Regions from separate parts of the Homo sapiens genome. Here all the other regions are linked to region 3. The links are chromatin loops, found by intact Hi-C in ENCODE. Cell type or tissue: endothelial cell of umbilical vein. All regions are shown on one strand.

Evidence for each region. Hi-C counts contacts between places; a loop is a spot of excess contacts. Peaks named below come from ENCODE experiments on the same cell type or tissue, not always from the same donor. Only the 100,000 strongest peaks of a DNase experiment are listed, where the experiment ranks them.
Region 1: a loop joins it to region 3, with 17 times the contacts of the local background. A loop is called at or near these places in 66 of 110 quality-filtered maps.
Region 2: it touches region 3 in a loop (7-fold over the local background); 61 of 110 quality-filtered maps call a loop at or near these places.

What each region holds. Positions count from the first base shown.
Region 1 is chr16:75,399,035-75,407,034 of GRCh38, forward strand. All of the region lies in intron 4 of CFDP1 (craniofacial development protein 1), which reads right to left. Among named protein-coding and RNA genes, the nearest start is that of CFDP1, 30 kb to the right of the region's middle. In endothelial cell of umbilical vein, a CTCF peak has its summit at 4,060 (motif pointing left); DNase peaks (open chromatin) are centred at 3,337 and 4,027; H3K27ac peaks cover 1,796 bases.
Region 2 is chr16:75,382,007-75,390,006 of GRCh38, forward strand. The region is part of intron 5 of CFDP1 (craniofacial development protein 1); the gene reads right to left. Among named protein-coding and RNA genes, the nearest start is that of CFDP1, 47 kb to the right of the region's middle. In endothelial cell of umbilical vein, a CTCF peak has its summit at 3,738 (motif pointing left); a DNase peak (open chromatin) is centred at 3,685; H3K27ac peaks cover 358 bases.
Region 3 is chr16:75,196,184-75,204,183 of GRCh38, forward strand. CTRB2 (chymotrypsinogen B2) reads right to left here. Exons shown (of 7, transcript NM_001025200.4): 7 at 7,920-8,000. The coding sequence ends at 7,978. Among named protein-coding and RNA genes, the nearest start is that of CTRB2, 7.0 kb to the right of the region's middle. RefSeq lists enhancers at 1,629-2,129, 3,168-3,462, 5,314-5,393. In endothelial cell of umbilical vein, a CTCF peak has its summit at 3,327 (motif pointing right); a DNase peak (open chromatin) is centred at 3,338; H3K27me3 peaks cover 468 bases.

The sequences.
Region 1 (8,000 bases), 200 kb after region 3:
AGACAGAGCGAGACTCCGTCTCAAAAAAAAAAAAAAAAAAAAAAAGAAAACCTGTGAAGTGGTTCCACACTTAGCCACTGTCTGATTACAACTGTACAAGAGACCCTGAGTAAGAACTGCCTAGCTGAGCCCAGCCACCCCTGGAACCAAGAGAAATTATAATAAAACAATTATTTTTTAAAGCCACTAAATTTTGAGGTGCTTTCTTACACTGTTGTAAAAATAACCAAAATAAACCCACATCCAAATCTCAGGCTTAATGCAGGGTTCTGGAGTACTAAACTAGAAAGGGTACCTTTAAATTTCCTTGCTCTGGGTAGAATCTGGGGCAGACCAGCTAATGAAGAACAAGTAGAAACTGCCACTTACATATAGTAATCTGAACACATGCTTTATTCCAGTCCTGCCAAAACCCTACTAAATAGTGGCAAATAAATTTAAAAAGATGAAACTACACAAGGATAATGAGAAGAAGTATAACAGAAAAGGGATGCCAACAGAATTTTCTTCTTCTTTTTTTTTGTTTTAAAGACAGAGTCTCACCATGTTGCCTGGGCTGGATTCAAACTCCTGGGCTCAAGTGGTCCTCCTGCCTTGGCCTCCCAGTGCTGGGATTACAGGCATGAGCCACTGCGCCCAGCCCAAATTTTCTGACAGTAGAAAGCAGCCAGGTGCAGTAGCTCGGGCCTGTAATTCCAGCACTTTGGGAGGCCAAGGGCGGGAGGATTACTTGAGCCCTGGGCAACATGGCAAGACCCTAACTCTACAAAAAATTTTTTAAAATCGGCTGGGCGTGGTGGCTCACGCCTGTAACCCCAGCATTTTGGGAGGCCAAGGCAGGCGGATCACCTGAGGTTGGGAGTTCGAGACCAGCCTGATCAACATGGAGAAACCCCATCTCTATCAAAAATACAAAATTAGCCAGTGGTGGTGGCACATGCCTGTAATCCCAGCTGCTTGGGAGGCTGAGGCAGCAGAATCGCTTGAACCCAGGAGGTGGAGGTTGCGGTGAGCCGAGATCGTGCCATTGCACTCCAGCCTGGGCAACAAGAGCAAAACTCCATCTCAAAAAAAAAAAAAAAAAAAGGAAAAAAAAAATCAGCCAGGCATCATGGCGTGCACCTGTAGTCCTAGATGCTTGGGAGGCTGAAGCAGAAGGATCGCTTGAAGCCAGGAGTTCAAGGTTACAGTGAGCTATTATCGTGGAACTATACAGCCTAGGCAACAGAGTGAGACCCTGTCTCAAAACAAAAAACAAAACAAAACAAAAAAGAAGGTAGAAAGCAAGTAGACAAGTAATAACTGGCTTTGGTTTTTGTTTTCTCTGATCTCCTAAGCCTACAGCCATGTGGAATGGCCAAAAACAGGCAAGCCAATGTGTACTAAAGTACCCTAGAAAGGCTCATTAAATTGAGACACCAGGAACCTTTCGAGGTAGAGGAAAGGAATAGGGCTAAAACCAGTTGGAATTATCCATCAGGAGCAGCTAGGCCCCAGATCCCCTTCAGCAGCACCTCATACCACAGGCTACTGCTCTACCCCATCCCCAATCCAGCAGAACCCATTACTCTGGAGAAATGAAAACCACGGAAGTTCCAGACTCAAAAGGCATGGCTGAAGTCCATTCTGAGAAAAGAGGAATTATATGAAAATCTATGTATTCATTCTTCCTTTGCCAGAGCAACCCTGAAGCCTAGGTGTTCTGTACAACTGAGTTACAAGATGGAGTGCTACGAAACTCATATTGGACTTTATACCAGTAAGAAATAATGTACTGTATTATGCTACTGAGTTGCTGAGTTTGTTACCTCAGCCTAGACTGCCCTGGCCTGTCATATCAATTCTACTAATATGAATCTCATAAAAACAGAAAATAGGGGGAAGTTGTCAACAATAACAGAAAATGTCCTAGAAGTGAAGGATAGGCTTCCATAAAAAAGAGCCACAGAACACTGGATGCAGCTAATTTAAAAGCATCCAGCTTGACACAGTGGCTCACACCTGTAATCCCAGCACTTTGGGAGGCCGAGGTGGGCAGATAGTGAGGTCAGGAGTTCCAGACCAGCCTGGCAACATGGTGAAACCCTGTCTCTATTAAGAAATACAAAAATTGGCTGGGCGCAGTGGCTCACGCATGTAATCCCAGCACTTTGGGAGGCCGAGGTGGGTGGATCATGAGGTCAGGAAATCAAGACCATGCTGGCTAATACAGTGAAACCCCGTCTCTACTAAAAATACAAAATATTAGCCAGGCTTGGTGGCGAGCGCCTGTAGTCCCTGCTACTCGGGAGGCTGAGGCAGGAGAATGGCGTGAACCAGGGAGATGGAGCTTGCAGTGAGCCAAGATTGCACCACTGCACTCCACCCTGGGCAACAAAGTTAAGACTCCGTCTCAAAAAAAAAAAAAAAAAAAAAATTAGCTGGGCGTGGTAGCAGGTGCCTGTAATCCCAGCTGCTTGGGAGACTGAGCCAGGAGATTCGTTTGAACCCAGGAGGCAGAGGTTTCAGTGAGCTGAGATAGCGCCACTACACTCCAGTCTGGGCGACAAGGTGCGACTCCGTCTCAGAAAAATAAAAAAAAGATTCACATCAAGGCAAATCACTGTGAAGTTTCAGAATGCTGGTGATAGAGAAGATGAAATCAAATGGCCTAAGTGATAGCTTAAGGAAAAGTAGCCTCTAGGTAATGCATGTTTGGTTTTGTTTTTTACTACCTTCATGGAAATGACAAGCCTGGAAAGAGTCACCTGAGACAATTAGGTCAACATTTGCTGAAAAGCAACCTAGATCCAAGCACTGTTAGATGTTGAACATATAAAAAAAAATATGGCATGGCCTTTGCTCTTAAGGAGCTCACAGTTCAGCAGAACAGCCAACCATGAAAGCAAGTCATTGTAATACATGATATATAGTAAGTGGCATAAAAGCAGCATGGAAAAAGTATAAACTGTGGGAGTATCTCTCAAAATTTCTTAGTGCCAAAGTCCTATCTATATTCACTAGGAAACACTGGTATATTTATCTCAGGAACTTTAGTAATTGACACCAAGTAATATTACAGATTACTCTTCATTGACAGTATGCCTAGAACAACTCCACTTTTAACAAGCAATAAGGGATTCAAGTATCAAAATATCTTCAAGCAGGAGAACAGTTAAATTATAGACCACCTCTAACGCACAAGAGGGAACTCTGACAGGAAAAGGCCTATTATTAGTAATAGTTAATTCAAGTGTTCTCAACAGAAATTCCATTTTAACTTTATTTTCACTTGCTCAGAACTTCCTGAAAGTCTTTAATTGGGCAGAAACTTTCCATGACTGGCTTTTTCCAAAAGGTGAATCATTTAGGAAAGTCTGAGCTAACTGGCTCAGCTGGTTATGTGATAGGGCAGAATACAAAATACTATATTCCCCCATTCCCCTAGGTTAATAAGCTAAACATTTTTCAAGTAGGGACAAAAACAAAATGAAATGATCAAAGCCCAAAATTTAACATTAAAATACAGTTAGAAAACTGAAGACTAACTTTGTGCTAACACTACCTTACACTTAGACCTACAAATTCCTTCCTGTCATCACCAGCTCTTCTCACATTTCTTGAAGATGTAGTAATGCTCTTAACTTGATACAGAGAGAAAAAGGAGAATAATGACATGAAGAAATTAAAAGATATGCTCAAATCCATACAACAAATTTGTATCTGTTATCAATGAAAATTCAGATCTCGTAAGTCCCCTTATGAGAATTCCTTATAATGCCTAAATTTAAGTATAAATAAATTAAGTTTAAAAAAATCCTGTCAACATGCCCACTATTAACAGGGTTTTTGTTTTCTTTAGGGGAAGGGAGTTACAGAACTTTCACTTTTCATGTTATATATATTATATATCTCTGTAACATGATTTTTAAAGTAATAAGCATGTATCATTTTGAAATATAAAATGTATGTGACAGTATGTAATTCATATGAAAAAAGGGCTTCCATACTCATTTCTTTGTTTTGTTTTTTATAGACATGGTGCTGCCCTCTTCTGACAAATTGAGAAAACAGCAGACGCCCTGAATACCCATCAAGGACATTTAAAATTACCATCCACTTGTTTTCAAAAATGAAATAGGAAATTTGCAGCACACAACTATAATAGTATTTACTAACAAGTCCACAACACTTAATTTGACCGAAAATTTATGACTTTTTTTGAGACAGGGTCTCACTCTGTCACCCAGGCTGGAGTTCAGTGGCACGATCTCAGCACACAGCAACCTCTGCCTCCTGGTCTCAAGGGACACTCCTACTTCAGCCTCCTGAGTAGCTGGGACTACAGACACACACCACAATGACTGGCTAATTTTTATATTTTTTGTAGAAATGGAGTTTCTCCATGTTGCCCAGGCTGGTCTTCAACTCCAGTACTCAAGCAGTCCTCCTGCCTCAGCCTCCCAAAGTGCCGGGATTACAGGCATGTGCCACTGCGCCTGGCCTAATGACTTCTTACAGCAACAGTTATTTACCAGCTTTTTGTACACTCTATGTGAGGGCCACTAGTGAAGTTATAAATAAATCTTTCTTAGTCTGCATAACACATAGAAAATAATTCAAGCCAAAAAAGACTTCAAAAAACTTTTAAACCTATATTCCTAACGGTACATTAACATACTTTCTATATTATTTTTATAGGACTTTCAAACTATTAAAAGTTTATACTGTCAGCGTTCTGCTGGTCCCCTACTGGATGTACAACTCAACAGCTTCCAGAATAATTTCAGGCAGTAAAATATATTACTAATTCATATCATCAATAATTATTTATGGGGCCAGGCATGGTGGCTCACACCTGTAATCCCAGCACTTTGGGAGGCCGAAGTGGGCGTATCATTTGAGGTCAGGAGTTGGAGACCAGCCTGGCCAACATGATGAAACCCTGTCTTTACTAAAAATAAAAAACTTGGCCGGGTGCAGTGGCAGGTGCCTGTAATCCCAGCTACTCGGGAGGCTAAGGCAGGAGAATCGCTTGAACCCAGGAGGCGGAGGTTGCAGTGAGCTGAGATCGCACCACTGCACTCCAGCCTGGGCAACAGAGTAAGACCGTGTCTCAAAATAATAATAGTAATTATTATTATTATTTATGGAACCCGAAAACAACTAATTACCAAGGAAAAGGTTGCCTTACAATGAAGAATTCTGGAAGGTACTGTCATTTTTCTTTTTTTTTTTTTGAGACGGAGTCTTGCTCTGTTGCCCAGGCTGGAGTGCAGTGGCACGATCTCGGCTCACTGCAAGCTCCGCCTCCCGGGTTCACGCCATTGTCCTGCCTCAGCCTCCTACAGGCACCCGCCACTGCACCCAGCTAATTTTTTGTATTTTTAGTAGAGAACGGGTTTCACCGTGTTAGCCAGGATGGTCTCGATCTCCTGACCCCATGATCCGCCTGCCTCGGCCTCCCAAAGTGCTGGGAATACAGGCATGAGCCACCGCGCCCGGCCGCAAAGGTACTGTCTTAAGATACTGGTGGCCTAACTTATCCCCATCAATGCTGAGTCTCTTGATGGATGAGAAGCACCATCAATGTAGTATTTTTGTCTAACATAATTAATGTGAAGCTCATCATAAACAATGCAGCAATCCAAATTGAGGGACATTATGCAATACAAATGGCCTGGACTCTTAAAAAAAAAAAAGCTTAAAACCAATGCTGTGAAATACAGAAAAGGCATGAAAAACAGTTCTAAGTACAAGGAGTTTAAAAAGACCAAATGCAAAATCAACAGCAACAACAAAAGACCAATTATGGTTTTCATCTTAGATTGGATCTTAGAGGTGGCTCCATAGCACAACGGATAGCGCGCTGGACTTCTAGACTGGATTTTAGATTGAACAAGAAATACAGCTATAAAGTACATTATTGGGATAACTGGGGAAAAACTGAATGGAATCATTTGTATATAGTGCTATTCAAGTTTTGACTGCAAAACTACCTGTTATTGGTCCAAGATGAGATGGGCACAGAAATTGTGAGTATTTAGAAACTTGTTCAGCAATTTGACAATGTCACAATACTCAAGACATGAGCAGTGGGCCCTTCCATTAAACAGAGTATAAATTCAGTTAGGCCAGATTTGCAAGGTGAGTCACATGTGATATGAATTATCAGTCACACGCAGTAGGACATTACAATGTGTGTGATACTTCAGAATTATCTTGTCAACTAAAGCCCAAAAATGTAATAAAATGTAAGCATTTATTTTTATAACTTATTTTTACAATCATTTTAATTGTTACTCAATTGTAATTTTTAAAATTTATACAGGTGCCAGGCATGATGACTCATGTCTGTAATCCCAACACTTTGGGAGGCCAAGCAGGCAGATGCTTGAGCCCAGGAGTTTGACACCAGGCTGGATAAACCCATCTATACAAAAAACACAAGAGGCCTGGTGTGGTGGCTCATGCCTGTAATCCTAGCACTTTGGGAGGCTGAGGCGGGCAGATCATATGAGGTCAGGAGTTCCAGACCAGCCTGACCAACAAGGTGAAACCTCGTCTCTACTAAAAATACAAAAAAAATTTAGCCAGGCATGGTGGTGCGTGCCTGTAGTCCAGCTACTCAGGAAGCTGAGGCAGGAGAACTGCTTGAACCAAGGAGGTAAAGTTGCAGTGAGCTGAGATTGTGTCATTGCACTCCAGCCTGGGTGACAGAGTGAGACTCCATCTCAAAAAAAAAAAAAAAACAAATGAGCCAGGCGTGGTGGTATGCACCTGCAGTCCTAGCTGCTAAGGAGGCTGAGGTGAGAGGACTGCCTGAGCCCAGGAGGCAGGGACTGCAGTGAGCCAAGACTGCGCCACTGCACTCCAGCCTGGGTGACAGAGCAAAACCCCGTCTCCAAAAAAAAAAAGAAAAAAGAAAAAAAAAATTTATGTAGATGGTCAGACATGGTGGCTCACACCTGTAATCCCAGCACTTTGGGAGGCCAAAGCAGGAGGATCACTTGAGGACAAGAGGTCAGGACCACCTTGGGCAACACAGCAAGACCCCATCTCTACAAAAAAATAAAATAGGCCAGGTGCAGTGGCTCATACCTGTAATCCCAACACTTTGGGAGGCTAAGGCAGGAGGATCACTTGAGCCCAGGAGTTCAAGACCAGCCTAAGCAACATAGGGAGACCTCGTCTCTAAAAAAATAAAAACGAATTAGCTAGGCATGGGTGACCAATGCCTATATTCCCAGGTATCAGGGAGGCTGAGGTGAAAGGATTTCTTCAGCCTGGGAGATCATGGCTGTAGTGGGCCATGAGGGAGCCACTACACTCCAGCCTGGGCAACAGAGTGAGACCCTGTCTCAAAAAAATTAAATAAATAAAATATTAAAAATAAACAAACAAATAGGCAGGGTGCGGTGGCTCATACCTGTAATCCCAGCACTTTGGGAGGCCAAGGTGGGTGGGTCATGAGGTCACAAGTTCAATATCAGCCCAGCCAACATGGTGAAACCCCATCTCTACTCAAAATATAAAAAATAGCTGGGCGTGGTGGCACGCACCTGTAATCCCAGCTACTCGGGAGGCTGAGGCAGGAGAATGGTCTGAACCCCGGAGGCATAGGTTGTGATGAGCCGAGATTGCGCCACTGCACTCCAGGCTGGGTTGATAGAGCGAGACTCCAACTCAAAAAATAAAAATAAATAAAATAAATAAAAATAAACAAATAGGCCAGGCATGGTAACTCATGCCTGTAATCCCAGCACTTTGGGAGGCCGAGGCGGGAGCATCACTTGAGGTCAGGAGTTTGAAATCAGCCTGGTCAACATGGTGACCATCTCTACTAAAAATACAAAAATTAGCCAGGCGTGGTGGCAGATGCCTGTAATCCCAACTACTCGAGAGACTGAGGCAGGAGAATCGCCTGAACCTGGGAGGCGGAGGTTGCAGTGAGCTGAGATCACGCCACTGTACTCCAGCTTGGGTGACAGAGACTCCATCTCAAATAAACAAATAAACAA
Region 2 (8,000 bases), 190 kb after region 3:
ACAGGAGGCTGAGGTGGGAAGATCACTTGAGCCAGAATGCAGAGGTTGTAGTGAGCTGAGATCTTGCCACTGCACTCCAGCCTGGGCAACAGGAGTGAAACCCCTGTCTCAAAAAAGAAAAAAAAAAAAAAAGCTCAGAGGCATACCAGTCTTACTGAGAAGGGGTATTCTGAGATAGAGTACCATAATTAGATGACATACTATATTGGGATAGAGTTGTGTTCCATTTTCCACTGCCAACTAATTTCCTGAGTGATTGATAAAATATAAGGAAAATAAAAGTCTTTGTCACAGACCTTCCCTAGTATCCCTCGAAAACACTGATCCTTTGCTTTCATTATGGTGTTAGAAGTTCTACTTCAAAGGGTTTAAAAAATATATTCTATAAAGACAGATAGATACTTCATAATCTAAGCCTTTACACAGCTGAAATTCTGCCTGGCTTAGGCTTGCAGGATACTGTGAAACACACAGCTGATCCAAGTTAGCCCAATAGGAAAGCTGGTTTCACCACCTCAAGACAGAGAAATTGAGGTCAGACTGGTCTAACACAGGCTAAATCAGCGTGCCCTTTTGAAATGGTATCAAAAATTTGGATTTAGTTAACCCCACAGCACAACACAGAAACATGGCTGAAAAGCAGACGTGATGCTTGTGGTTACTGTTCTAAAGGAAACTTTTCCTCCAAGTTTTGCTTTGAAGCAAGTAACGCTATACAAGAGACCAAGATCAAGAGCATTTTTGTACATGATATTCCTTGGATCTTCCTAATTCTCACCTCTGGCCAAACAAGTCATGTCATGCTCTATTTGACTGTGGGGGAAAACTCTTCTCCTTTTGTTTCCACTTCCTACAGGCACATCATCTCACAAGCAGCTAGGACTAAAAGATCTCAGTTTAAAGCAGAAGCCAATGCAAAGCATGAGTTTTTCCTACACATTCTCAAATTAGCAACTACTGAAATTGTACTACATTTCAAATTCAAGGAAATGCTAATAATCAAAAGGTTATGTTTTATGGTCTTAAGCATCCAGAATTACTAGGTCTAAAGATGAATGTTTGATTAGAATCTTCCATATCCTCAATGATGGGAAAATATTGGCCTAGCTTTAAATTATTTCAGCTTAAATTTATCATAGGTTTGCTTGGGTAACAGGGTTGTGGCAGAATCCAAAATTCAAGTAACTGAGTATAGTTAAGTGCTGGACTTCAGACCAGCCTGATTTTCAATCCTTGACCAAAATAATTAGAAGACAGCTGCTCAGCCTCTCCCAAAAGAAAAATTCCTCAATCCAAATTAAAGTATTTATCTAATATGAATCTTTCTGTACAGTCAGAACCCTTCAGGAAATAGCAGCAAGTTGCCTTTTTAAGAACTTTAATCAGAACATAAAAATCGCTTAGTGCTATGATTAGGATGAATGACATTCTTCCCTGATGTTAAAACATTTTGAGATAGTACTTTCCAACACAAAGAACCTAAGAGTGAAGCAGCACACAGCATTTGCAAAGGATCAATAAGATACAGCCCCAGCGAGGCGCTGTGGCTCTCACCTGTAATCCCAGCACTTTGGGAGGCCGAGGTGGGCGGATCATGAGGTCAAGTGATCGAGACCATCCTTGCCAATATGGTGAAACCCTGCCTCTACTAAAAATACAAAAATTAGCCGGGCATGGTGGTGGGCGCCTTTAGTCCCAGCTACTCGGGAAGCTGAGGCAGGAGAATTGCTTGGACCTGGGAGGTGGAGGTTGCAGTAAGCCGAGATCGTGCCACTGCACTCTAGCCTGGCAAAAGAGCGAGACTCCGTCTTAAAAAAAAAAAAAAAAAAAAGATACAGCCCCAAATTTGGCTCACAATTTATCTCAGTGTTTATAAAATCTAGATTTTTTTACCTGATCTCTTAAATGACTGAAGATTAATTAACTTTGATAATTTGATACAATATGGAAACTACCTACAGGTAATATGCAAACCTTAATTTATTCATTCCGTAACATTTGACAAATACACAAAATAATATTAGTTTAATAAAAAGTCTGTTTTGGTAACAGTTTTCAAAAGAGGAAAAATTTTGGCTGGGCGCAGTGGCTCACATCTGTAATCCTAGCACTTTGTGAGGCTGAGGTGGGCAGATCACCTGAGGTCAGGAGAGCAGCCTGGCCAACAAGGCGAAACCCCATCTCTACTAAAAATACAAAAATTAGCCAGGCATGGTGGCACATGCCTGTAATCCCAGCTACTTGGGAGGCTAAGGCAGGAGAATTCCTTGAACCCAGGAGGTGGAGGTTGCAGTGAGCCGAGCGAGATAGCACCACTGCACTCTAGCCTGGGCGACAGAGTGAGACTCCATCTCAAAAAAAAGAGAAAGAAAAGAGGAAAAATTTTAAACCACCACACAAACCAGCAGGTTATAAAGATACAGTTACTACAATGATCGTGGAGAAATGCAGATAAATACATATTGGTAAATGTATGGAAACTGGTCTTCTCACATAATACTGGCATGACTTCAAATTGCTTCTGCCTATTTAGCAGCAGCTATTAGAATTTAAGATGCACATACCCAATGACCCAGCAATCCCACTTCTAAAATTCTGTCCTTCAGAAATAACAGTATGAGAACATAAAAAACATATGTGTAAGGATTATCACAGATTATTAATAACTGTAAAATTTGGAAAACTGTAAATGTTCATCAATAAGAGAAGGTGCACTCAAATTATGGAAGTCACAAAATGGAATACCAGGCAGGCATAAAAAAAATACAGATGTTTATATTGAACCTGGAGAGATGCCCAAGATAGACTGTTAAGTAAAAATACAAGTTGCAAGAAGAAACTAAAACTATATATATATATATATATATATATATATATATATATATATATATATTGCAGACCAGTACAGACAGGGTAAGTCCACTTTTGTTTTAAGTATCTACGAATGCAATACATATATATGTATACAATATATATGTATATATTGTTTTCCCTGATCATTGATTTTAACTTATTCTTAATTTATTTTTAAATAAACCTTGATAGGTATTGCAGGTACAGAGTAAATAGATTAGAAATTGAATAAGGAAAATAATTTTTAAAAGATTTTCCCATGAATACTTGGAATATTTTGAATCTATTAAAGGCAATTTCATTCACATTCTTGATTCAAAGATATTATTCCAGGCCAAGGTAGTAACTGACGTAAGTATGAATGGAGAATCTTGTGACTAATATTAATATATATGAATACAATATATTATCATAGCACAGGGAAGGATCTGCACAAAACTGATCATCAGTTAACAGCTATCAGCTTCTAGGGATGACAATTAACAATTGGAAAGGCAGAAAGGAACTTTCACTGCCTTCTCTCCGAAAAAAATTTAAGTGGTGGGACTACAGGTCATTTTTACTTTCTTATTTGTAATTTAAAACAACAACAACAACAGCAACAACAAAGTTTTTGTATCCCAAGGAAAAAAATGAAAGAAGAAAAATCATTTCTCTTTCTAAGCACAATAGTAGAGTTGAAAAAAAAAATTCTAATAAAAGAAAAAAGTAGAAACTGCATAGTACATAGAAATATCATACCAAGAGACGAATCTAATAAGGCAAAGAAAAATGTACAAGACTCTTTTACCCAATCTTAAGAATGCTGCTTAATGCTTTCTGGGATCTTGCCAAAGACGAGCTATCTTTTCAGGTGGAATTCTGCCCTCTAGTGTACAGTAAAAGAAGTTAAAGACCTATGAAGCAATAATAAATTACTGTTTTAAAGTTAACCAAAATATATTCACTTCATTCCTAGAGTATCATAATCATCTTCTTAAATGAAGGTCTTCGTTTCCTTGCTCCCAAATCAATTTATATTATCATACTAAGTAAACTGTATGACTACCATAACTTCACATACCTATTCCATTCTTCCCTACACATCCAAGAAGCACCTAAAGCATTTAACTTGACTCATTTTTCACACCAGGACAATTTGGCACAACCAAGGGTATAGGAATACGGCAAAATAAAGTTTTAAAAGTCTGTGATCCTAGCAAACCACCATGGCACATGGATTCCTATGTAACAAACCTGCATGTTCTGCACATGTATCCCGGAACTTAAAGTAAAATTAAAAAAAAAAAGTTTGTGATCCTGATAGACATCTGGCTCTTAAAATCATACATGTTTGAAACTTGTTGGCACTATAATTTGAGGCTAAGAGCAAAGGAAAAAGGCTGCTATGTGTAAATAAAGTTCATCTCTTCATAGAATTTTCTAAGAACACTAGAATTTATTTAACTCCAGGCAACCTTGAAAATCACTATAGATAATTCCTAGGTTCAGAGTATTTGTTGTAGGTATTCAATCCGAACTGACAGAGGTTACATCATCCTGGTGACCACAAATGAAAAAAGTTTTTGCTTTGAAAACTTTTTGGCCGGGCACAGTGGCTCACGCCTGTAATCCCAGCACTTTGGGAGGCCCAGGCAGGTGGATTGCTTGAGGTCAGGAGTTTGAGACCAGCCTGGTCAACATGGTGAAACCCTGTCTCTACTAAAAATACAAAAATTAGCCGGGCGTGGTGGCAGGCTCCTGTAATTCCAGCTACTTGGGAGGCTGAGGCAGGAGCATCACTTGAACCTGGGAGGCGAAGGCTGCAGTGAGCCGAGATCCCGACACTGCACTCCAGCCTGGGCAACAGAGTGAGACTCCGTCTCAAAAAAAAAGAGAAACCTTCTCTCTGTTTAGAGTCTCATTTAGATGCTCAGATTGGCAAGGACTTTATTTCATGACCCGAATTGTCAGATATCCTCTTCCCTCCCAAAAGGATATCACTAGACTCTCCATTCATACTTATCTCAGTTACTAGCTTAGCCTGGAATAATAGCTTTGAATCAACAATGTGAATGAAATTGCCTTTAATAGATTGAAAATACTCCAAATATTCAAGGGAAAATCTTTTAAAAACTATTTTCCTTATTCAATTTCTAATCTATTTACTCTGTACCTGCAATACCTATAAAGGCTTATTTTAAAACAAATTAAGAATAAGTTAAAAACAAATGAAGCACGGTATTAGCATCCACTGAAGAACATGAAGGTGAAAGTCAGGTACAGGGTATTCTTTTCTTTCTTTTTTTTTTTTTTTTTGAGACGGAGTCTCGCTCTTGTTGCCCAGGCTGGAGTGCAGTGGCGCAATCTCGGCTCACTGCAAGCTCCGCCTCCCGGGCTCACGCCATTCTCGTGCCTCAGCCTCCGCAGTACCTGGGACTACAGGCGCCCACCACCACGCCCGGAGAATTTTTTGTTTTTTTAGTGGAGACGGGGGTTTCACCGTGTTAGCCAGGATGGTCTCGATCTCCTGACCTCGTGATCCACCCGCCTCGGCCTCCCAAAGTGCTGGGATTACAGGCGTGAGCCACTGCGCCCGGCCAGGGTATTCTTGCTTCTACACAAACCATGTCATTCTGGAGCTGATAAGTAAGACAACACCAGTACCACCAGAGCTGCCAAAATCAATCATTTCCATTGTCACCACTAGTTCCTGAAACATCCTATTAAAAGCTATCTCTAGCTAGTCCTATCCTGGAACAAATGGCCACCAGAAGAAATGCACTTGACACAAGCTGGGCAATGATACTCCTACCTGGCTCTCCATCAACATATAAGTTGTCCACAATGTAGGATTCATACCTCAGTAGGAAATGATTACCCTCTGGAAACAGTAATAGCCATTATTCCCCACATCACATCTTGTCCACAGCTTCACTGTTGCTGCTGACAGGTATCAATGTACAAACATACCTGGAACTTATTTTTTAAAATGTGCTAGACCTTCACTTTCTTGAGACAGGAATGAAACAAAAGTATAGAAAATGGTTATATTAATGAGGAAAAGCTTACAAAGGAAAAATGGGGAAACAGCCCTCTCACTTTCTTCAAAAATAACAAAATAGCTTTCAAAGAGTCCCACATCAGTTATGAAATTGAGGAGAGACTCTTTTAACAAAAAAACATCTATCAGGAGAATAAGAGCGAGCAGTGGCAATGGCAAAGTGGCTGAGAGCCCAGGCTTTGGTCTCAAATAGATTTGGGCTGGAATCCGAGTTCGACCAATCATCAACTATGTAACTTCAACAAGTTAAGGACGCCTCTCTGAACCTCAGTGTCCTGATCTGTGAAATGGGCACAAAGTTAGTGCCTACTCTTGGAATGTTTATGTGGGTTAAGTGAAATAATACATGTAAAACATTTAGCATTGTGCCTTAAATGTGGTGAAGCAGCCAATAAATAGACATTATTTATTCTTTATAAAAGGGTAAAGAATATTTAACCTGTAGTCTGAGAAGATAGTATGTTTGGTATTTAATCTAGAGAACAAATTGTTTCCAAAATGAAATTAACATGGTCATCAAAGGGAAACATGTTACCCTAGAGTGGGAAAAGCAGTTGCCTACAGGAACCATGCAGGTAATATAAATGAGTAAAGCCACTGAGTAGGGACCACAAAAGGGCAAACCCCATCTACTCTGTGCCACCCCAGTGTTACCATAGATGAAGAGGGAAGGTAGTGGCAGAAATTTTCATTTCTCAAGAAAAGCCAGTAATCCAGATTTTTATGTCAACTTTCTAGAGTTTTAAATATTGGCCAAATGAGGAGACTGGGAGAGATCACACCATTAACTGCTCAGACAGGAAGACTCTGCTGAACAAACCAAAGATTGCTGGTTACTGACTACATACACTGAATTCTGGCAAACTACAATGGTCAGCATTACTGTCTTCTCAGTCCTTAGTCTGAGTCTTTTATCTTCAGGATGGTACTGTGAGGGATTCTGTGTCTTCTATCTTTGGGGAAAACACTGCTACACTGACATCACCTATGATGTTGTTTGATACTCAACATTAAGGCCTTTTTTTTTTTTTTCCACTCCATAGATCAAGAAAACAAGGCTAAAACTACATGGGAAAATGATGTCTTTCCCTCTTAAGTTATATTGCTTTAGGTCATTCTCAATCTATAAAGAGGCAGCTAAACAGTAGGCCCTTAATTAAACAAGTCAATGCGTAAGGGTAGGATTACAAATTTTAATGACACTAATGGTGGCCCGCTGTTGGAATAAATAGTAAATGTTGGCTTGAAAATAGGTAGCAAATGTGGGGTTGAAGCCTGGCCAGCCAGATACCAGCAAATGCTGAGAAAACTGGATGCAAGTAGCTAACAGTACTGGTAGTAAGGACTGGGGAGTGAGGGAAGAGGCGGATCAAGAGCATGGAATGACAAGACCATGAGAATTTAGACACATTAAGCTTTGTACTTTACTACCAAATGTAGGAGAGTAATTTTTGTAGTTTGATTCCTGCCTCTAATTAAAGTAGGGCTTATTCCATTCCCAAAACATAAACTTTGGCTTTTTATAGCCTAAGCAGTGTGCTATTTTAAACACATGGAGGAAATGCATTTTTAGTTACAAACATTTGCTCCTCTAAATCTGTTCTTATTTCTGAATCTGTGCTTATCTTATCAAAAGATGTGGGACAGGATGTTTTACTCTCCTGCTCTGGTTTTCCTGTATTGCTTAAATCTGTTTAGAGAGAGGAAAATAAACAAATAAAGTGTTTCTGCAAGACAATTTCTATAAACTGAAGCAGCTCCCAAAATGAAAAAAGTCTGTGGGAAAAAAACTTGACTGTGTTAATTTTCTTTTAAAATATTAGATTATTCCTATAGATCCTTCCCTTGAAAAGACTTTCTATACTCTGCAAATGGAGTCTGCTGACAGATACTAATATTTGCACGGATAAAATGTGCCCACTCAGATACCCCAGATCAGCTGAATTCCTCTTGGACCCGTCTTTTCCCAAGCACAATTGTAACTGTAAAGCTTTTTGAGATGCATTTCATAAAAATGAGCATACCAACCTTGAAAGTCATTCTGGATCTACTCAGAAATCCAAGGTTCACAGTATCATAATTAAACACGTACATTTTCACGTAC
Region 3 (8,000 bases):
GGCAGCACCAGCCTCAGGTCAAGGGAAAAGCAGCCCGAGACAAACTTCCGGTGCCACAGAAAGCCAGATGGTTTCATGGAGGCCACCCAGCCCCCGTCACCCATCATGACTCTGCTTGCACAGTTTGAGCAATGCCATTGGTTTTGCCCGTGTGACCAACTCTTAGGCATCTCCATAGGGCCACAGGGCAGGCCCCCAGCTGTCGGCATTGCCTGGTCTTATGATCTCAGGCTCCCAGCACCCTCACTGCCCAGCAGCCTGTTCCATAGCAGCATCTCCCACCTTCTCCCTGACTTCTAGAGGGGAGCACCCCATGAGCTTAGCTGTGCCTGCCCTCTCACCAGCATGGTCACATTCCTGCTTTCGTAGACGAATGAATCTTCCGGGCCTTCCCATGGGCGTTCTGCCTCACAGGGCTTGTCCACACAACTGCCCACCTCTGAGCCTTTTAACGCCTCTTTCCACCATCTTATAGCAGCGCCAGCACCTCTCCTTTGCTTAGTGTGCTCTGCCTTCTGCCTGCTTCTAGGAGCCATCCGGCAGCACGGTGGCCCATTCCCTAGGGTCCTGAGCAAGGCATTAAGTCCTGTATCCTAGGAGAGTCCTCCCGAACTGATACCCCCACCTTTCTCCAGCTTCATGGGCTTTCCCCTTGGTTCAGCTCTCTCAGCACCCAGTTCTCATCACGTGTGCCCCGTCCCTGCAAGCGCTTTTTGGCTCCATTCTGCAGCTCCCTTGGTACAAGGTCCTTTTCCTCTCTTACCAGGCCTGGTGCCATCATGGCCAGGACTGGAAAGGAGAGAGATGCTGGGGTTAATGTCCTGCAGGAGGGAAGCCTCCGTCTCCTGTGAGGAAGGTACTCTCGCCCCGGTGGGAAGAGTGGGGCCACTTCTGTGCACTCCGGGCTTACGGGCTCGGGGGATTTGAGGTTTTGGGAGTACATCAACCCAGATGTCTGCATCTCATGCATCAGAGCCCTGCATCTGGCACAGCAGCCTGTCTAGGTGGAGCATTTAACCTTCTTGGGAGCTTGGCTGATCTTACAACTAAATCCTGGGTCTAGTCCTCAGCTTTCTCTACCTTGCAGCTGCAAGAGATAAAAACCTCTTTATGTGTTCCTAAGGTGGCTTTCACCCTTAGCTGTTAATTGCCTGTTAATCATTCTCAGCTTTTGTCATTTCCCAAAGTCTTTGTGTTTAGCAGCAACCACCTAGTTTAACTGTGGTTTTTGGGTTTGTGAGACAGGGTCTTGCTCTGTCACCCAGGCTGAAGTGCAGCGGCATCATCACAGCTCACTGCAACCTCGACCTCCCAGGCTCAAGAGATCCTTCTGCCTCAGCCTCCCAAGTAGCAGGGACTACACCACCACACCTGGCTAATTTTTATTTTTTATGGGGACGTGGGTCTTGCTATGTTGCCCAAGCTGGTCTTGAACTCTTAGGCTCCAGCAATTCTCTTACCTCAGCCTCCCAAAGTGCTGGGATTGCAGGCGCGAGCCGCTGCTCCTGGCCCTACGTTCTATAGGTATTCTCTCCCCTCATACCTCAAACTCCTGACACAGGGCACCCACTAGTGGATAGTGTTCCCCAGAATACCATTGCATTTCATCAGCAGTGGAAGCTTTCACAACCTCATTGCTACCGTGTGCCCGACCTATCTACGCTTCCTCTACCAACCATGAAGAGGTCCTCACTGCCAGCCTGGTAGTCAGCAGTCCAGCTCCAGAATCCCACCTCAGCATCCGCATTTTGCAGCTCACTCCCGGCACACACGATCATAGCTGGAGCTCCCCACAGGAAGTAGACTCTGAGATAAAGATGACCACACAGAAGTTTACTGGTACCCCAGGAGCAATACCTTTGGAACCGAAGACTCGTAGGGGTAGGGAAAGAGCAATGTTGGGCAGAGGAAGATAGAGCCTCAACATCGTCCCAAGTTTGGGTGAAAAGACTGGACCTTTAAAAAACCCTACTGACCAATCACTGGATGCAGCTGCCCAGAAAGGAGGCAGGACCCGAGGTCAAGATGATGCTCTTCAGCTGAGGAAACTCCCAAAGAGGACGGCAGCTGCGGACTGTCTGCTGTCCACAGCAGCGCGTGGGGAGGTCGGCCTGCAGTCCTGGAGGGAATCTGGGTGGCTAATCACGCAACCACTAGATTAGGTACAGATGCAGGCTGGTCCGAGACAGGATTCTCTTGCGACTGCTCCAGACGTTTCTGTTAGTAGAAAGCCAGATCACCCGATGGGCGGGGAGAGGCGCGTGCACTGTTTAACGTGGTCTAACTCAGACCAAGGGTGGGGGAACCCCCGCCCGAGGAGGAATCTGTTTTTAAGCTGAGATTAAATCAAGTGCGACCCCTGATTAAACTCAGCCTTTTGCTTAACTGTACTTGTCAATATAACACATAATTGGAAGCTTTTAAGCATATTTGGGACAATTTGGGTGTGAGTCTACCTTTTCAACTGTAAGTTTTACAAGATGTAAATGCAGATCGAGTATTTCTCATGAAAATGTAGCATCCAGGTGGAGATGTGATGGAAGTGCAAATTACACACTAGGTTTGAAAGAGTGTAAGAGTGTAAAATATATCATTAATAATTTTAAAATACTGATTACATGTTGAAATATGTAGATATATTGGGTTAAATAAAATATATTATTAAAATTCTTTTTTCTTTTTTTTTTTTTTTTGAGACGGAGTCTTGCTCTGTCGCCCAGGCTGGAGTGCAGTGGCGAGATCTCAGCTCACTGTAAGCTCCGCCTCCCGGGTTCATGCTATTCTCCTGCCTCCGCCTCCTGAGTAGCTGGGACTACAGGTGCCCGCCACCACACCCGGCTAATTGTTTTGTATTTTTAGTAGAGACGGGGTTTCATCGTGGTTTCATCGTGTTAGCCAGGATGGTCTCATCTCCTGACCTCGTGATCCGCCTGTCTCGGCCCCCTAAAGTGCTGGGATTACAGGCGTGAGCCACCGCGCCAGTCCCTCTTTTTTTTTTTTTTTTTTTTAAGAGACAGGGTCTCACCACCACACCCAGCTAATTTTTGCATTTTTTTTTTGTAGAGAAGAGGGTCTCACTATGTTGCCCAGACTGGTCTCGAACTCCTGGGCTCAAGCGATCCGCCCGCCTCAGCCTCCCAAAGGTGCTGGGATTACAGGCGTGAGCCACCGTGCCCGGCCTCTTTTTACTTTTTCAGTAGGGCTACCAGAAAATTTAAAATCATCCATTTGGCTCGCCTTGTATTTCTTTTGTATTTCTTTGAAACAACGCTGGGTTAGGAACAGTAAGGCATAGCTATATGCAGTTTTCATATTGGCCACCAGGTGGCAGCCTTATACCGGGTGGTTTTCAGACTCTTGGGAGGCCGGTGGGTGGAGCGGGGGACAGACGCAGATTTCACCAGCAAGTGAAAAAGTCCCTTAGCCAGGTTTGTGCTTGCTATTCCATTTTTATATTACTTACGCCTCACATTTATTTGTATGTAGATGGTTGTTGACATAATAAAATACATGTAATTTCCTCTGTGTTTAAGAGCAGTTCTCCCTCACTGAGCTGGGAGTTTCCTTAAGAAACCTGGCTCTTAATTATATAGAGAGAGACTGGGCGCGGTGGCTCTAATTATATATAGAGACACCCAGCGCGGTGGCTCACACCTGTAATCCCAGCACTTTGGGAGGCCGAGGTGGGTGGATCGCCTGAGGTCAGGAGTTCGAGACCAGCTTGACCAACATGGTGAAATACATGTCTCCACTAAAAATACAAAAATTAGCTGGGCATGGTGGCATGCACCTGTAATCCCAGCAACTCAGGAGGCTGAGGCAGGAGAATTGCTTGAACCTGGGAGGAAGAGGTTGCAGTGAGCTGAGATTGCACCACTGCACTCCAGCCTGGGCAACAGAGTAAGACTCCATCTCAAAAAAAGAAAAAAAAATACACACACACACACACAGAGAAAGACAGGGTGACAGGGTCTTGCTCTGTCACCCATGCTGCAGTGCAGTGGTGTGATCATAGCTCACTGCAGCCTCGAACTCCTGGGCTCAAGTGATCCTCATGCCCCAGCCTCCTGAGCAGCACATTACAGGTGCCACCCGCTGCACCCAGCTACTTTTTCTTTTTTTTAAAGGAGTCTCACTATGTTGCCCAGGCTAGTCTCAAACTCCTGGCCTCAAACAATCCACCCGCCTCTGCTTTTTTTTTTTTTTTTGAGACAGTCTCACTCTGTTGCCCAGGCAAGAGTGCAGTGGCACCATCTTGGCTCATTGCAACCTCTTGCCTCCTGGGTTCAAGCAATTCTTGTGCCTCTGCCTCCTGCGTAGCTGGGATTACAGGCATGTGCCACCACGCCTGGCTAATTTTTGTATTTTTGGTAGAGATGGGGGTTTCACCATGTTGGCCAGGCTGGACTCGAACTCCTGACCTCAGATGATCCGCCTGCCTCTGCCTCCCAAAGTGCTGGGATTACAGGTGTGAGCCCCTGCGCCCGGCCGGCTTGATACTATTTTTAATAGTCGACTTTGGATCCCACTCCTGTGCCCAAGCTCTCTCTCATTTTGCTTTTCCCCTCTTCACACATCCATTCTCCAAGTTAATTTCTCTTCATGTCCTTATAATTAAATTCCATCTATAACCTTAATTCCAACCTATTAGACGCATCATCAGAACGGCTGACAGTGCACGGGCAGAGAAAGGTATTAGGAAAGCCAGTGAAGTAGAAAATGCAGGAGGGAGCCCATTCCATTCCTGCCAAGATGCCGGGTTAGTGTGGAATGTTGGCTGCCCCCCAGGACCAGCCATGATAGATTTTTTTTAGATGGAGTCTCACTCTGTCACCAGGCTGGAGTGCAGTGGCAAGATCTCGCCTCACTGCAACCTCTGCCTCCTGGGTTCAAGCGATTCTCCTGCCTCAGCCTCCTGAGTAGCTGGGACTACAGACACCCACTACCACACCTGGCTAATTTTTGTATTTTAATAGCAATGGGGTTTCACCATGTTGGCCAGGATGGTCTCAATTTCCTGACCTCATGATCTGCCCTCCTCGGCCCCCAAAAGTGCTAGGATTACAGGCGTAAGCCACCATTCCCAGCCCATGATGGATCTTTAGAGGGAAACATCAAGAGACAGGAAGACCTGGGAGAAGAAGCAAAGATCGGAACCTGTGGTTACGTGGGGAGGCTAGAGCTGTGGCCCAAGGCAGAAGGCTGTGAACTCGGCTGTGCAAGGAAAAAACAGGAAGTGAGCACCAGGGTTCTGCTCTGCTTCCGACCCAGCTCCAGGGCTTTGGGGCAATGGGTGCCTGCCCCTGGCCTGCAGGTGCCCTCAGGATAAAGTGGGTCATGCCGAGGCACTGTACAGGGGAGGAAATGAAAAAGACTTAGAACTATAAAGTGTGTATCAAATTGCAATAAAAAAGGCCAGGTGTGGTGGCTCACACCTGTAATCTCAGCACTTTAGGAAGCCGAGGTAGGTGGATCAGTTGAGGTCAGGAGTTTGAGACCAGCCTGGCCAACATGGTGAAACCCTGTTCTTACTAAAAATACAAAAATTAGCCAGGCATGGTGGTGGACACCTGTAATCCCAGCTATTTGGGAGGCTGAGGAGGGAGAATCACTTGAACTCAGGAGAGGTTGCAGTGAGCAGAAATCATGCCACTGCATTCTAGTCTGAGCATAAGAGCAAGACTCCATCTCAAAAAAAAAAAAAAAAAAAATACAATGAAAGCAGTGTTTGGAGGAAAGCTTGCCTCCTGAAATACTTTTATGAGAAAAGAACACACTGAAAATTACTGAGCTGAGTATCTAAATTTGTGATGTTAAAAAATCACAAATGGATACATACAGATTAGGAAGCCAGCATTACCCTGATACAAAAGCCAGATAAAAACATCAGAAGAAAATTACCAACCAGTATCTCTCATGAATATAGATGCAAAAACCTTCAATAAAGTACTAGCAAACTGAACCCGACAGCATATTAAAAGGATTATACACCATGATGAAGTGGGAGTTATCCCAGCATGCCAAGCGCTATAGGAAATAACAAGAAAATCCATCAGCGTAATATGCATTAATTGAATGAAAGGGGAAAATCACGTGATCACTTAAATTGATGCAGAAAAGGCCTTTGACAAGATCCAACACCCTTCATGATAAAAAGCACTCAGAGGCTGGGCGCGGTGGCTCACGCCTAATCCCAGCACTTGAGGACGCCGAGGCGGGTGGATCACCTGAGGTCAGGAGTTTGAGACCAACCTGACCAACATGGTGAAACCTCCTCTCTACTAAAAATACAAAAAATAGCTGGGTGTGGGGGCTCACGCCTACAATGCCAGCTACTGAAGAGGCTAAAGCAGGAGAATCTCTTGAACCCAGGAGGTGGAGGTTGCAGTGAGCCGAGAAAGCGCCATTGCACTCCAGCCTGGGCAACAAGAGCAAAACTCCATCTCAAAAAAAAAATAATAAAATAAGTTAGCCGGGCATGGTAGCATAGGCCTGTACTCCAAGCTACCTGGGAGGCCGAGACACGAGACTCACTTGAACCTGAGAGATGGATGTTACAGTGAGCTGAGAGCGAACCTCTGCACTCCTGCCTGGGCAAGAAAGCAAGACTCTAAAAAAGACTGTCTAAGAACCCCATGCAGGCTGAGTCAAGGAAACTAAGAAACTAAGCATCTTGGTAAACCAACGAAAATCAAAGGTAAAATCTTAAAAGCATCCAAAGAAAATCCATTAAACCTTTTTAAAAAGCAACAGTAAATCACTGACTTCTCCACGAATCAACAGAAGCCAGGAGACACTGAAACACCTTCCAAGTCCAAATATCCATGTACATACCCACATGCACGTCTCAACAAAAATTATTTTTCAGAGTGACAGGCAACTTTTACAAGATCAAAATGAATAAATATCTTTTCAGACAGTGGAACAACAGGAGAATTTTCTCCAACAAAATTTTCACTGCATTAAAGGAAAGACTAAAAGTTTCCAGAGAGAGAGAGACCGCCAATCCGGACACATCCTGGGAAAGGAACCGGCCCCCTCCATGGCCTGGCCGAAGTGATGGAAGCTGAGCGTGAGGAAGCCTCAAGATCTAACTGCAGAGGCCGAGCGCGGTGGCTCATGCCTATGATCCCAGCACTTTCGGAGGCCGAGGCAGGCAGATCACCTGAGGTCAGGAATTTGAGACCAGTCTGAACAACATAGTGAAACCCCATCTCTACTGAAAATACAACAATTAGCCGGGCGTGGTAGTGAGTGCCTATAATCCCAGTTACTTGAGAGGCTGAGGCAGAAGAATGGCTTGAACCCAGGAGGCAGAGGTTGCCGTGAGCCAAGATGTCACTGCACTCCAGCCTAGGCAGCAGAACAAGACTCTGTCTCAAAAAAAAAAAAAAAAAAAAAAAAAAAAGTCTAACTGCAGGGTCACAGAAAATGCAGAGAGGGAGGCGGGGAAGAGTGTGGGAGCTGAGAGGACAGTGGCGCCAGCTCCCAGCAGTGGATGCAGAAGGTGTGAGGGGCTGGGGTCTGACGGGGGAGGGGGTGATGCTTGCATGCACATTCCTGAGCACTGGACATGGGGGACTAAAGGCAGAGAAAGGCACCTGGAGTGTGTGGGTCAGCAGTGGTCCCAGTGACAACTCCAGGGGGCTATGGATTGCAGAGCCTGGCCAAGGACTGCTGCCTTCCAGAAAGCCCCACGGGTCAAGCTAGCTTCAGCAGGTAGGGCCTAAATTCTAAACCCAGGGTGGAGCCGTGAGCAGGCAAGAGATATGAAGACCTCAGCTTCCTGAGAAGGCTGGGTTGCCAACATTAACTGCAGCCTGGAAAGGGAACGGTAGTGCTGCCCCTTTGTGGGTGACAAGGACAACTTCAAGCCCACCTCCCCTGGGCCACACAGACACAGGCAGTGCAGTCAGGGCTTCTAAACAGATGCATTTAATGGGAAATCTTAAGGCAGGGGTGGCAGGAGCTGCGGGCTCAGTTGGCGGCCAGGATCTTCT